Regions from separate parts of the Homo sapiens genome. Here all the other regions are linked to region 2. Evidence: chromatin contacts called from ENCODE Hi-C data. All regions are on one chromosome and are shown on one strand. The core of a region is the stretch at or near the end of the contact, and the rest is flanking DNA. Distances in the headings are between cores, read along the strand shown. Region 1 holds the start of MRPS2 (mitochondrial ribosomal protein S2). Region 2 holds the start of BRD3 (bromodomain containing 3). Region 3 holds the start of GTF3C4 (general transcription factor IIIC subunit 4).

The links. A loop is a pair of places that touch in the nucleus more often than their neighbours do. Pooled maps may share reads with other maps.
Region 1: a loop to region 2 is called in a map of aorta, with 13 times the contacts of the local background. The contact joins the promoter of MRPS2 here to the promoter of BRD3 in region 2. A Hi-C loop is called at or near these places in 1 of 168 maps with a recorded cell type or tissue (aorta) and 11 of 50 pooled maps.
Region 3: a pooled map shows a loop between it and region 2 (8-fold over the local background). The contact joins the promoter of GTF3C4 here to the promoter of BRD3 in region 2. A Hi-C loop is called at or near these places in 4 of 50 pooled maps.

What each region holds. Positions count from the first base shown.
Region 1 is chr9:135,499,212-135,502,767 of GRCh38, forward strand. It overlaps MRPS2 (mitochondrial ribosomal protein S2), which reads left to right and starts at 1,471. Exons shown (of 4, transcript NM_016034.5): 1 at 1,471-1,542; 2 at 1,787-1,912; 3 at 2,633-2,762. The coding sequence starts at 1,500. PIERCE1 (piercer of microtubule wall 1) reads right to left here and starts at 658. Exons shown (of 3, transcript NM_001048265.2): 1 at 498-658. The coding sequence starts at 640. RefSeq lists silencers at 761-930, 1,201-1,370, 1,581-1,740 and an enhancer at 1,696-2,320.
Region 2 is chr9:134,065,751-134,069,387 of GRCh38, forward strand. It overlaps BRD3 (bromodomain containing 3), which reads right to left and starts at 2,276. Exons shown (of 12, transcript NM_007371.4): 1 at 2,195-2,276. RefSeq lists silencers at 1,722-1,971, 2,152-2,881.
Region 3 is chr9:132,668,170-132,671,800 of GRCh38, forward strand. GTF3C4 (general transcription factor IIIC subunit 4) reads left to right here and starts at 2,295. Exons shown (of 5, transcript NM_012204.4): 1 at 2,295-2,786. The coding sequence starts at 2,430. It overlaps DDX31 (DEAD-box helicase 31), which reads right to left and starts at 1,814. Exons shown (of 20, transcript NM_022779.9): 1 at 1,691-1,814. The coding sequence starts at 1,765. RefSeq lists enhancers at 1,671-2,538, 2,224-2,303 and silencers at 1,884-2,033, 2,454-2,583.

The sequences.
Region 1 (3,556 bases), core at 221-2,720, 1.4 Mb after region 2:
GAATGAGGATACTAACAGACCCTGCCCTAGAGGACTGTTGAGGGACCAAATGTGTGATGAGCACGGCAAGATGTTTGCACCTGCCTACAGGAATTGAGTTTCTTACTACTTCTTAGCCTGCAATGCCCTGTGGCAGCTCAGAGCTGGCTGAGTCTACAGCAAGACAGTGGAGGTGCTGCTGTGCTCACGCCCCGCAGCGGAGTTTCAGGGTAGAGAGGAGAGGAGACTCACCCGACACAAATCAGTGGAGCTGAGACCACAACTGGGCTTTCTCCCCCCACGGCCCTGCCCCCCACTGCCCTTATCCCCACTTCCTTGTATGAGGCTCTAGGGAGCACGGTCGCCGCTCACTGGCGGGCGATGACAGCGCGGGCCCCGGATGACCACTCGATCTTCTTGATTTCTGTAGCTAGGACCTTGGGGGTCTTGCGGGGTCTCTCACACACGGGGCTATCGAGCAGTGGACGCCAGGACCAGGCGGGCCCCAGCTTCCTCACCTGTAGCCCCGGAACCACCCCGGGTTGTTGAACCTGCCCGGCAGGTCCGCGCTCACGCGGTAGTAGTCGCTGGTCCTCTCCGGCGGGGCCGTGGCCTTGGGCGCCACAGGCTCCGCGCACGCTCTGGGGCATTCCTCAGCCATTGTGCCTGGAGGAGAAGCGGGACTCGGCGGCGTCCTGTTGCCAAGCGACGGCCAGGTCACGTGACTGGGGAGCGAGCGGAGGGGCCTTAAAGGCGCCGCGCGTGGGCCGGGTTCCTCTGCGGGTGGGTCCGGAACCTGCCGGGCGACTCCCCAAGGGCCGGGAAGGTCGGGACGGCGAGAGATTCCCTGCTGGGACCGTCGTGTGAGGCAGCCCCAGGCCCCCAGCCACCCGCGGGGGGACCGGGCCACCCCAGCATCAGGGCGTGGACTCCCGGGCGAAAGAAACCCCAGGGCCTGGGACCCCGCCAGCCGGGTGACGGGGTTTAAGCACTGCAGGTCCACTCGGCAGGCAACGATTGGACTTTTGCTGTCCAATGTACTCCAGGGATGCTATGCCCCCCAGCACCCCGAGTCTAAATTGAGACCCGAGATCTGGCTAACTTTATGAAATTCTCCTAAGCCAAATATCGTTTAAATATTACAAACAGTTTTGGAGAGCGAGAGGTTGCGCAGGACGTGGTTCACAGCTCACTTGGCGGGAGGCGAGGGTCCCCATCGCCCAGCGGGCTTCCCCAAGGGTCAGGGGCCTCCCGGGCTGGCCGGTCCCATTAGCAGGGCGGGGCGAGCTGCAGGGCGAGGACCGTGGCTCCACTCCCCGCCCGAGACTCTCAAGCCCAGGACCCCGGGCCCTGACCCCTCGCGTGCCCCGCCCCCGCAGGGAGGTCCCAGCCGCCTGGGGACAGCGCTGTGGCTCCTCCGGGCCTGTAGGCGGCACTGCGGCCCCGCGCGGATGGCGACGGAAGGGGAGGCCGCTCGGCCTGGCCTGGAGGGAGACCTCGCTCTGCCCCGCGTCCCAGCCATGGCGACATCCTCGGCCGCGCTGCCCCGAATACTCGGCGCGGGTGAGCGCGCGCTTGCGGGACCCTGGGGAGGAGCATGCGAGGAGGATGCGGAGGGGCGCGGGGACCCGATGGAGCGGCGGGGACGTGGAGGGGACCCGGGGCGAGCGCGGAGGGGACTCGGGGAGGGCGCGGGGACGCGGAGGGGACCCGTTAGGGACGCGGAGGGGCCCGTTGGGGATGCGGTGGGGAGCGGGCGTGGTGCATTCGGGACTCGGCGCCAGGACCTCTATCTACTTCCCCCCAGGTGCCCGGGCCCCGTCGCGCTGGTTGGGCTTTCTCGGGAAGGCGACCCCCCGGCCTGCTCGGCCGAGCCGCAGGACGCTTGGAAGCGCGACGGCCCTTATGATCCGCGAGTCGGAGGACAGCACCGGTAACACTGGGCGCCCAGCCGAGTTGGGTGGGAACGAGGAGAGGCCGGCAGCCGCGGGGGATGCGAACCCTAGAGGGGCCTGGGCGCTGCACGCGGTCGAAACTGCGCGCTCCGCTGGGCTCCTCCCACTCCCGTGCTCGCCGCCGCTCGGTCCTGCCTGACGTAGCACAGCGGGCTGAGGCCACCGCCTCACCATGGATAGGGTGAGAGGGAGCGGGCGGGCCAGTGGTTAGCACAGGCTTCGCTCCCTAGGGGGGTGTCACTGGACCACCGAGGCCCGGAGCCCCGAGCTCGCCCAGGCGGGCCCAAGTGACCTGGGGGCACTGGGCTTGGAGTCTGCCCACCTTGCTGGACTCCTGATGGGGACTTTCTGGCTGGCCACCTGAGACCACAAGGCGGGGAGGTGCCAGAAAGACCTGAGCAACCCGCTGGGCCCCTCTCTTTTTCTCCTCTGTCTTCCAAGTAAGACCAAGGGACGGGGTTGACCAGGTTCGACCAGGCTTACCCAGGAGCAAGGTCGGGATCAGAACCTGGCTCCAGCCCTCTGTTTCCTGAAAAGGTCCCTGTGCTTCCAGGTCTTTCCTGGGGCTGCTGGGCTCCCGGCTCCCCACCTCGGTGTCACAGAAGGCACTTGGGAGCAGGGGTGGGCGGGAACTGCGCTCTGCCTGTCTCTGCTGCCACCGGTGGGAGACGCAGCGTCGCTCCTCCTCCCTGCCGTAGATTTCAACGACAAGATTTTGAATGAGCCCCTCAAGCACTCTGACTTCTTCAATGTCAAGGAACTGTTTTCCGTGAGAAGCCTCTTCGATGCCCGAGTCCATCTGGGACACAAAGCTGGCTGTCGGCACAGGTAGGTGACACCCCCATCTGAGCCCGGGGCGGTTCCCAGGAGGAACCTGGGACCTGCTCTGGTTCTAGGGCCACTTTTGAACTGGCCTATGTCAGTTTTAGGTGATTACAGCCCCATCCTCCTCCACATGGGAATACAGAGCCCCACAGAGAAGCAGGAGTTTATTCCTCAGCTTGGCGGACGCTCTTGTGTGCCTTGGTGTGGCGCTCACAGCCCTTGATAGGGCAGGCCTGCTGGGGGTTGCAGGACTCCACGGGTTCAGAAATGGAAAGGCTGAGGGCAGAACCTGTAAGGTTGGTCCCCCCGGATCGGGCTGGGCCTTCTGGGCTGCGGGGAGGAGGAATGACTGGTCCTGTATTCTCACATGGTCATTTTGACTGCTGTGGGGGGAGGGGATGGGAGGGGCAGGTGGGAGGCCAGGGAGGAGGTTGGTGTGGGCGTTCAGGGTGAAGGTGGCGGGGCTTAAATCGCAGTAGCGGAAGAGCTGGAGCAGCAGGTGGACATGAGGCAGCAGGGCAGAGCCAGTGGGCCTTGGGCTGGGGTGGGAGGTGGCTGGGGCCGAAGGGATCAAACACCTGCTCTTCGGGTGGAGCCTGGTACTGGTTACTGAGATGGTGAAAACCAGGGGAGACCTGGGGGACATCACAAGCTTGGTTCCTACCAGGTATGAACCCTTTGCTGCCCCAGTGGAGAGGTCACACGGTTACCAGGAGGGATGGGCCTGGGCCCAGGGAGCCATCAGCATCGGGGGCTGGCAGGTGTTTCCAGAGCATCGGAAAAGGAGGTCCAAGGTG
Region 2 (3,637 bases), core at 1,026-3,525:
CCATGCCTCAGGGAAAGTGGTGGCACTTCCTGGTGGCACCAGGAATCGCACAAGGCCATCACTGCCGCCTGGTGCACAGGGCTCCCGCGGCTGGCATCTCCAGAGCCTGGAGGAAGAGGGTAGAGGAAGGTAGCACCGGCTGCAGCAGGCCTGGCTGCTTCGCTCTGCACACCCCCACTTTCACTTTCTGGGTATGACTACTTCGGAGTGTAGGGCAGGCACTGTTTGCAAGTCCCGTCCTTCATTCAAAGCTCACTCACTTCCGAAGCAGGCGCGAGCTGTTGTCAAAGGAAAGTAATTACTCTACTTTCTAAAAACAAAACAAAAATAAAAATGGAGTGACTGCCCACTCGGAGAAAGCTTTTGAAATCCCTCCTCCCCGGATGTCCCAACGGCAGGGCTCAGGCTGGAGCTGCTCCCACAGTCTTTCCAGGCACCCGGTGCCCTGCTGAGGCACCGGGCCTCTGAGGCTACCCGGAAGGTCAGAAAGAAATGCCCCTCGCTCGCCTGCAGCCCGTCCTGTTACAGCGTGTGCCTTATCTTTCATGATCAGTAACCACCAGCACCCATCAAGGCCTCAACAGAGAAAACGGCAAACACAGACCTTTATTTGCAAATGAGAGGCTGCATCAGGGCTGCCAGGGAAGAACCCGGAGGGAGGGCTCCCTAACCCCCGAGGCCAGCCCCTTGCAGGGGTTCAGACCTTCCTTAGACCCCGTTGGAAGCCAGTAACAAACTACTTTCCCCAGAAAAATGCCATACAACTTTGCATAGATTCCAGGATCTCCCCAGGCATACTACATGGACCCAGGAAAAAAAAAAAACCCTCCATTTTAAAGAAAAGAGTAAGGGGAAAAGCCTACAAAAGAGCAGGGTAAAAAGAAAACTCTTTTCCTCTTCTGTTCCTTCTCACAGGGTAGGGCGGGGGAGGACGGGACACACGAAGCTGCCTCTTGCAGTTCCAGCCCAATTACTCTGCCCACCAATGCACTACAGTCTCCCCTCCTGGTTAACTTTTGCAGACAATGACCAAGTTTAATGTAAGGGGGAGAAATCCCAGTATCTATTTCTGAGCAGAAAGCTTTCAACCAAAATTAAAGATCGCAACCACTCAAGGATTGGGTCGAACGGAGGAACCCACACGATGGACGCCGGGTCCCTGCCCCCGGTGGGTCTCGGCGGGCCGAGTTCTCGCCCTCCAGGGAAAGGAGGCCGCGCGAAGCCCCCATCCCGGCCCTGCCCCCGAACGAGCAACCGGTGGAATAAGACTTCCCGCACGCCCCAGCTTTATTCACAGAGAGCCCACCAGGGCCATGTGGGTGTACACGGTTCGGGGTGCGCATTTCTCCCCGGATGGGCTTGTATCACGTTGTCACTCCGGCGCCCCCCAAAAGTGGGAAGGAGGGGAAGCACCCCCGTCCCTCCCGCTCCAACTCGCCCTCGCCCGGATTAAGCGATTTTCAGGCTGATTTCAAAACGGGAACTGGGTCTCCCCCTGGTTTGGGTGCAATAATCCGGCAACTCAGGGGGGCTCAAAGTCAGCTCTGGGCCCGTAACTCTGGGAGGAGGCCGCGCAGAGCCCAGGGCCGAGCCCGGCCTTGCCCCCCGCCCCGGCCGCGGCGCGCGGCGACGGTCCCCAGGCGCGGGCCCCAGCAACGGCTCGGGAGCGAGGCCGGCGGAACAGGCGCGGGGAAAGTGGCCCCGCGGAGCGCACGGCCGCAGGCCGGGGCCGCCGCGCGCACCTTCCCCCTCCGCGTCCTCCCTGGGTTCCCCCTTCGAAAGATGGCGGGCGGAGGAAAGGGGGAAAAAAATCCCTTCCGTGAGGGAGGGCGCGCGGAGGCCGGGCTGGCGCGGGGCGCGCGGGCCGCGCCAACTCCGGGCTGCGCGCCCCGGCCGCAGCGACGCCCCGAGTCCGGGACGGAGGCGGCCAAGCGGGAGCGGGAGGAGGGGAGCGGAGCCCGCGCCACCGCCGCCGCCACCGCCGCCGCGACCCCGGGCGGCCGCCGCGCTTTGTTGCATCGTGGCCGCGCACAAAGGCGGCGGCGGCGGCGGCGGCCCCGGGCGCCCGGTTCACCCGGACGCGCCGGCGGACTGCGCGGGGCGCTCGGGGCCGCGCTCCCCGGCCCAGCCCGGCCCGCCGCCGCCCGCGCCGCCCGCCGCCCCGCGCGCGCAAGGAAGCAAGAGAAAGGCGTACTTGGCCTCGCGGCTCCGGCGGCCGTCCCCTCCCGGCCCGCGCGGCCGGCTCCTCTTTGGCTCGCCGGCCCCGGCAGCATAATAGACGCGCCGGAGCCGAGCAGGGCTCATGCGCTGCGCCGCGGCGCCTGGCGGGAGTCGTAGTCCGCGGCCGGGCCCGCGCCGGGGCCGCCCAGGGGAGGCCGCGGGCGCGCGGACTACATGTCCCGGCCCCGCCGGCGCCGCGCCCCGCCCCGGGGGCCCCCGCCCGCCCCGCCGACCCGGCCGAGAGCGGGCCTGGCCCGGGGGGCGCGCGGGGGCGGGGCTCGGCGCCCGCCCGGCAGGGCAACAACGCTGGGACCCCGTGGGCCGTTCCCCGCCCGGGCCCGCACGGCTCTCCTCACCCCGTGTCGGGGACAGCGCCTGGCGGCGGATTTTCCGGTGCCCCAGGACGGCATGGAAGAAGCGGGCACGCAGCCAGCACCGCAGCCCCCGTCCGGGCACCCCGAGGCCCGCGGGAGCCACCCTCGAACCCCGGCCGCGCACGGGCGGGGCGGCGCGCACCTGCCGGGAGCCCGTGTTTGTAAACAAACCGCGCGCCTAATTAGCCTGGCGGGAGCGCGCGCGCGGGGCGGGGGGCGGGGCGTCGGTGCGCGCGGGCAGGTCGGCCCCGCCCGGGGAGGAGCCGCGCTCTGCCGCGCCCTCCGTGTCACCATCTCCCCCACCCGACTTGCTGGGGCGCGGGCGCCCAAGTTCGCTGTTGCTGGAGAGGGCGCCAAGTCCCCAGAGCTGGCGAAGAGTTAGGGGTGCTCCCAGCTCTGCCTGGGGACCTTCTCGCCCCAAGCCCCGGTTTCCCCATCTGCCCAGTGAGGGGCGGGAACTAGATACCAGGTTCCCAGCCTGAGATTCCGGGAGAGGGCCACCCCTGGCCCTTTTTCTGTATCTTGAAAGGTTCAGCCCGTGGACACGTTTTGCATCTTGTTTTGGGTGATGACGACTCGGGTTTACACATAAATCAAGTTGTGGGGGGGGGGGTTTTGTTGTTTTTTTGGTTTTTGTTTTTTTTTTTTTTTTTTGAGACGTTAGTTTCGCTCTTGTCACCCAGGCTGGAGTGCTGTAGTGTAGTGAGTGGCTCGATCTCGGCTCACTGCAACGTCCGCCTCCCGGGTTCAAGCCATTCTCCTGGCTCAGCCTCCCGAGTAGCTGAGATTACAGGCACCCGCCACCACGCCCGGCTAATTTTTGTATTTTTTAGTAGAGATGGGGTTTCACCGTGTTGACTGGGCTGTTCTCAAACTCCTGACGTGAGATGATCCGCCCACCGCGGACTCCCAAAGTGCTGGGATTACAAGCGTGAGCCAACGCACCCGGCCACATAAATCAATTTTAATCCAGCTGTAACTTAAGGTGGTTACACGTTGTGTACATTAGACCCCAATAAAAACGTCAAAAACAAAACGAGGTT
Region 3 (3,631 bases), core at 1,045-3,544, 1.4 Mb before region 2:
TGATCACTTTATGATTTTAATCAGTCTTTCTGTCCTGTAGTCCTCTTTTCTAAGAGACAAATCAACTATCCTAGAAACCAGTTTTCAGTTACTGCTTAAGTTAATTCTAGGGCATCTTACCCCTCTCTAGCAATGGGATTATATCAATGAAACCGATTTTCCTATCCCCCTCCATTGCATGGGGATGAAAATCTGTCCCATTTTTGAAAGCTCTTCAAAAAAACTCCTAGTTGCCAGTCCTCATTCCTGAAACAAACGAACCTTCCTCATGGCGACCAAAAGAGTTAAACTCAAAAATATCTGAAGAGACTTATTCTGAGCCAAGTATGAGTGACCATGGCCCATGATCCAGCCCTCGAGAGGTCCTGAGAACATGTGCCCAAGGTGGTCGGGGTGCAGCTTTTTTTTTTTTTTTTGAGACGGAGTCTCGTTCTGTTGCCCAGGCTGGAGTGCAATGGCATGATCTCGGCTCACTGCAAGCTCCGCCTCCTGGGTTCACGCCATTCTCCTGCCTCAGCCTCCCGAGTAGCTGGGACTACAGGCGCCCACCACCACGCCCAGCTAATTTTTTGTATTTTTAGTAGAGACGGGGGTTTCATCTTGTTAGCCAGGATGGTCTCGATCTCCTGACCTCGTGATCCGCCTGCCTCGGCCTCCCAAAGTGCTGGGATTACAGGCGTGAGCCACCGCGCCCGGCCGCGGCTTGGTTTTATACATTCTAGAGAGGCATGAGACATCAAATACATTTCAGAAATACACTGGTTTTGTCCAGAAAGGTGGGACAACTCAAAGCGGGGGCTTCCAGGCTATAGGTAAATTTAAACATTTTCTAGTTGACGGTTGAGTTTGTCTAAACACCTGGGATGGATACAAAGAAAATGCTCAGGTTAAGATAAAAGATTGTGGAGACCAAGGTTCTTTTCAAGTCTTTAGTGGCTGCCCTTAGAGACAACAGACAAGTGTTTCCTATTCAGATCTTTGAAAGGTGGTAGACTCTTAATCTCTTTAGGATTGGGAGGGCCTGGAAGAAAAAGATCTAGCTATGTTAATAGAGATTCTTTGCAGATGCAAATGTCCACCCCGCCCGCCCCCCCCAAAGAACAGCTTTGCAAAGCCATTTCAAAATGTGGCAAAGAAACATGTTTAGGGGTAATATTTTAACTTTCTTCTTTGTCACATAATGTTAGGCCAGAGCCAGTTTGGAAAGTAAGTCACGATATATAGGGTTAAATGAAAGCCATCTGATGAGAATTTATGGTTTGTAGGGCATGACTCTTCCCAGACAGGAATGTGGGCAAGATAAAAAAAAAAATCAGAGCTTAGTCCGCACTCAGTCGAGGAAACTGGCTTAGAGAAGTTAAGCTTTGGCCTGGGACTTGCGCCGGAACTTCAGGTCCTACCTTCCACGGGAAACAGCCTCTAATTCCTTCCTTTACTTTTCTAGGCGCAGGAGCCAGCTCCCCGCCCCTCCACACCGCTCCACTCCCCGCTTCCAGGCGCATCCCTGCGGGTGGTGTTCCGGTTAGAGACACGTGTTTCGGCGCAACTTGTCCCGAAGCTGCCCGGTGTCTTTCTCCCGCTTAACTCCGTGAATGACTCGAAACCCGACTCCAAGGCACGGCTGCAGCTCGCGGCGCGCCCACAGCCGGGCCGCGGGTGGGGACGGAGCTGAAGCCGGGTCAGAACTCACCCGACTCGCCTGGGCTGGGGGACGTCTGGAGAACGTCCTGGGGTTGTCGAAGAGCGAACCGTCGGCGGCTGCCATGGTCTGCGTGGGTGACGCGTGGTGCAGCAGCGAGCCCGGTGCGCAGACTGCTGGGCCCGGGACCCCACGTGGGACGCGCGAGGACCCTGCGCCACCGCCCCTTCCGGGTCCGGAACGGCTCCAGCTGTACGGACTCGTCCCGAGGGGAGCCGGGGACGGCGGCACCGGGCGGGTAGGGACAAGACTACCGCGCGTGCCCCCGCCTGGTGGCAGCCCCTCTCTGCGTCCCTCGCGGCCTGGCAAAATTACATTCGGCCGAGAGTTCACGCTGGGGAAGCTCTCTGAATGCCTCTGAGAAGCGAGATCCGGCGCCATCTCACCGACGAGCCTCCCCTTTACCGCCCCGTGCGTTTCCTCAGCACTTTAGGAACTAAAGCCTGTCTGGGTAGCTCCCTAACAGGCTCTGGAGCTCAATCCCTGGGCAGGGAAAAGGGGGTCCTCGGGGCTCCCCGCTCGCTGTCCTTTTTCTGGACAGGCAGTTCCTTGGCCACCTGGTAGGGCCGCGTTGCCTGGCAACGGCGGGGTCCTTCTTGGCTCGGCGGCGCTCGGGGCCTGAGGGGAGAAAACCGCCGCGGAGGGCGCTGGGGGTGGCGGCGGCGGTCCGGGAGGTGGTCGCGCGACTGCGTGGAGCGCCAGGGCGTCCGACCTCTGCACCTGAGAGAAGATGAACACGGCCGACCAGGCCCGGGTGGGGCCCGCGGACGACGGGCCTGCGCCGTCTGGGGAGGAGGAGGGAGAGGGGGGCGGCGAGGCGGGCGGGAAGGAGCCAGCAGCGGACGCGGCCCCGGGGCCCAGCGCTGCATTCCGCCTCATGGTGACTCGGCGGGAGCCGGCCGTGAAGCTGCAGTATGCGGTGAGCGGCCTGGAACCGCTGGCTTGGTCCGAGGACCACCGCGTGTCTGTGTCCACGGCCCGCAGCATCGCTGTGCTGGAGCTCATCTGCGACGTGCACAACCCGGGCCAGGACCTGGTTATCCACCGCACCTCGGTGCCCGCACCGCTCAACAGCTGTCTCCTCAAAGTAAGTCATCCCCCGCCATCCCTGGGGTCTTCCCCTGTCCCCCTCTCGCGGCCGCATCATCCGTCCCAGGGGAATCCGATCCCACACTCTGTCCGGGGATTTCCCTCTTCGCACCGAGCGCTGGGGATTTATTAAGCAGCCAGGGTTACCACAGCTTAAAAAAAAAAAAAGAAAAGCTCTGCAGCTGTCTGCACCCTGTTTCCCCAGGTCACCCGCCGCCGCAAACACAGGTACACACCCAGGGGGCTTCCCGGAGTTGAGTCCCAGGAACCCCTCCTTCGCCCCTCCGTCGGGCCCGCACATGGAGCGGGTTACTCGATGGTGCTTTCTGAGACTCCACCCCCTGTAGATCCAACCCGGGGCCTGCCTCTGTCGTTGCTGCTATTGTTTGGGGCCGACTTTCCGAGGTTCTTGGCTGGCTTTGTCTACTGTGTGTGTCCTCCTCTCGCGCCTCTTTAGCTTCAGAAAAGAAAAACTGGTCCCATCCATTGTCTTAATTGTTTCAGTGACTTTATTATGAATGGTCCTCGCCTCTCCTTGGGCAAACGGGTAAATACTGGATCTCGGGGTTTGTACTTTAGTTTTTCTTTACTAGCTAAACATCTTTGGGATGTTGAATGAAAATAAAGATTCGAAACAACTACCTATCTTAAACTTCAAGCGCAAGGTCAAGTAGTAAGCCATAGCGTTCCTTTTAGTTGCTTAGAGGTGTAAAAACTTTCCATATATCCTTGATAGAGGTGTACGCTTACATGTGAACTGTCAGTGTATATTCATACATTCAATAGATATTTGAATACCATTCTGCTTGGTGCTGCCCCATGTTCTGGAAATAAAGCAGTGTA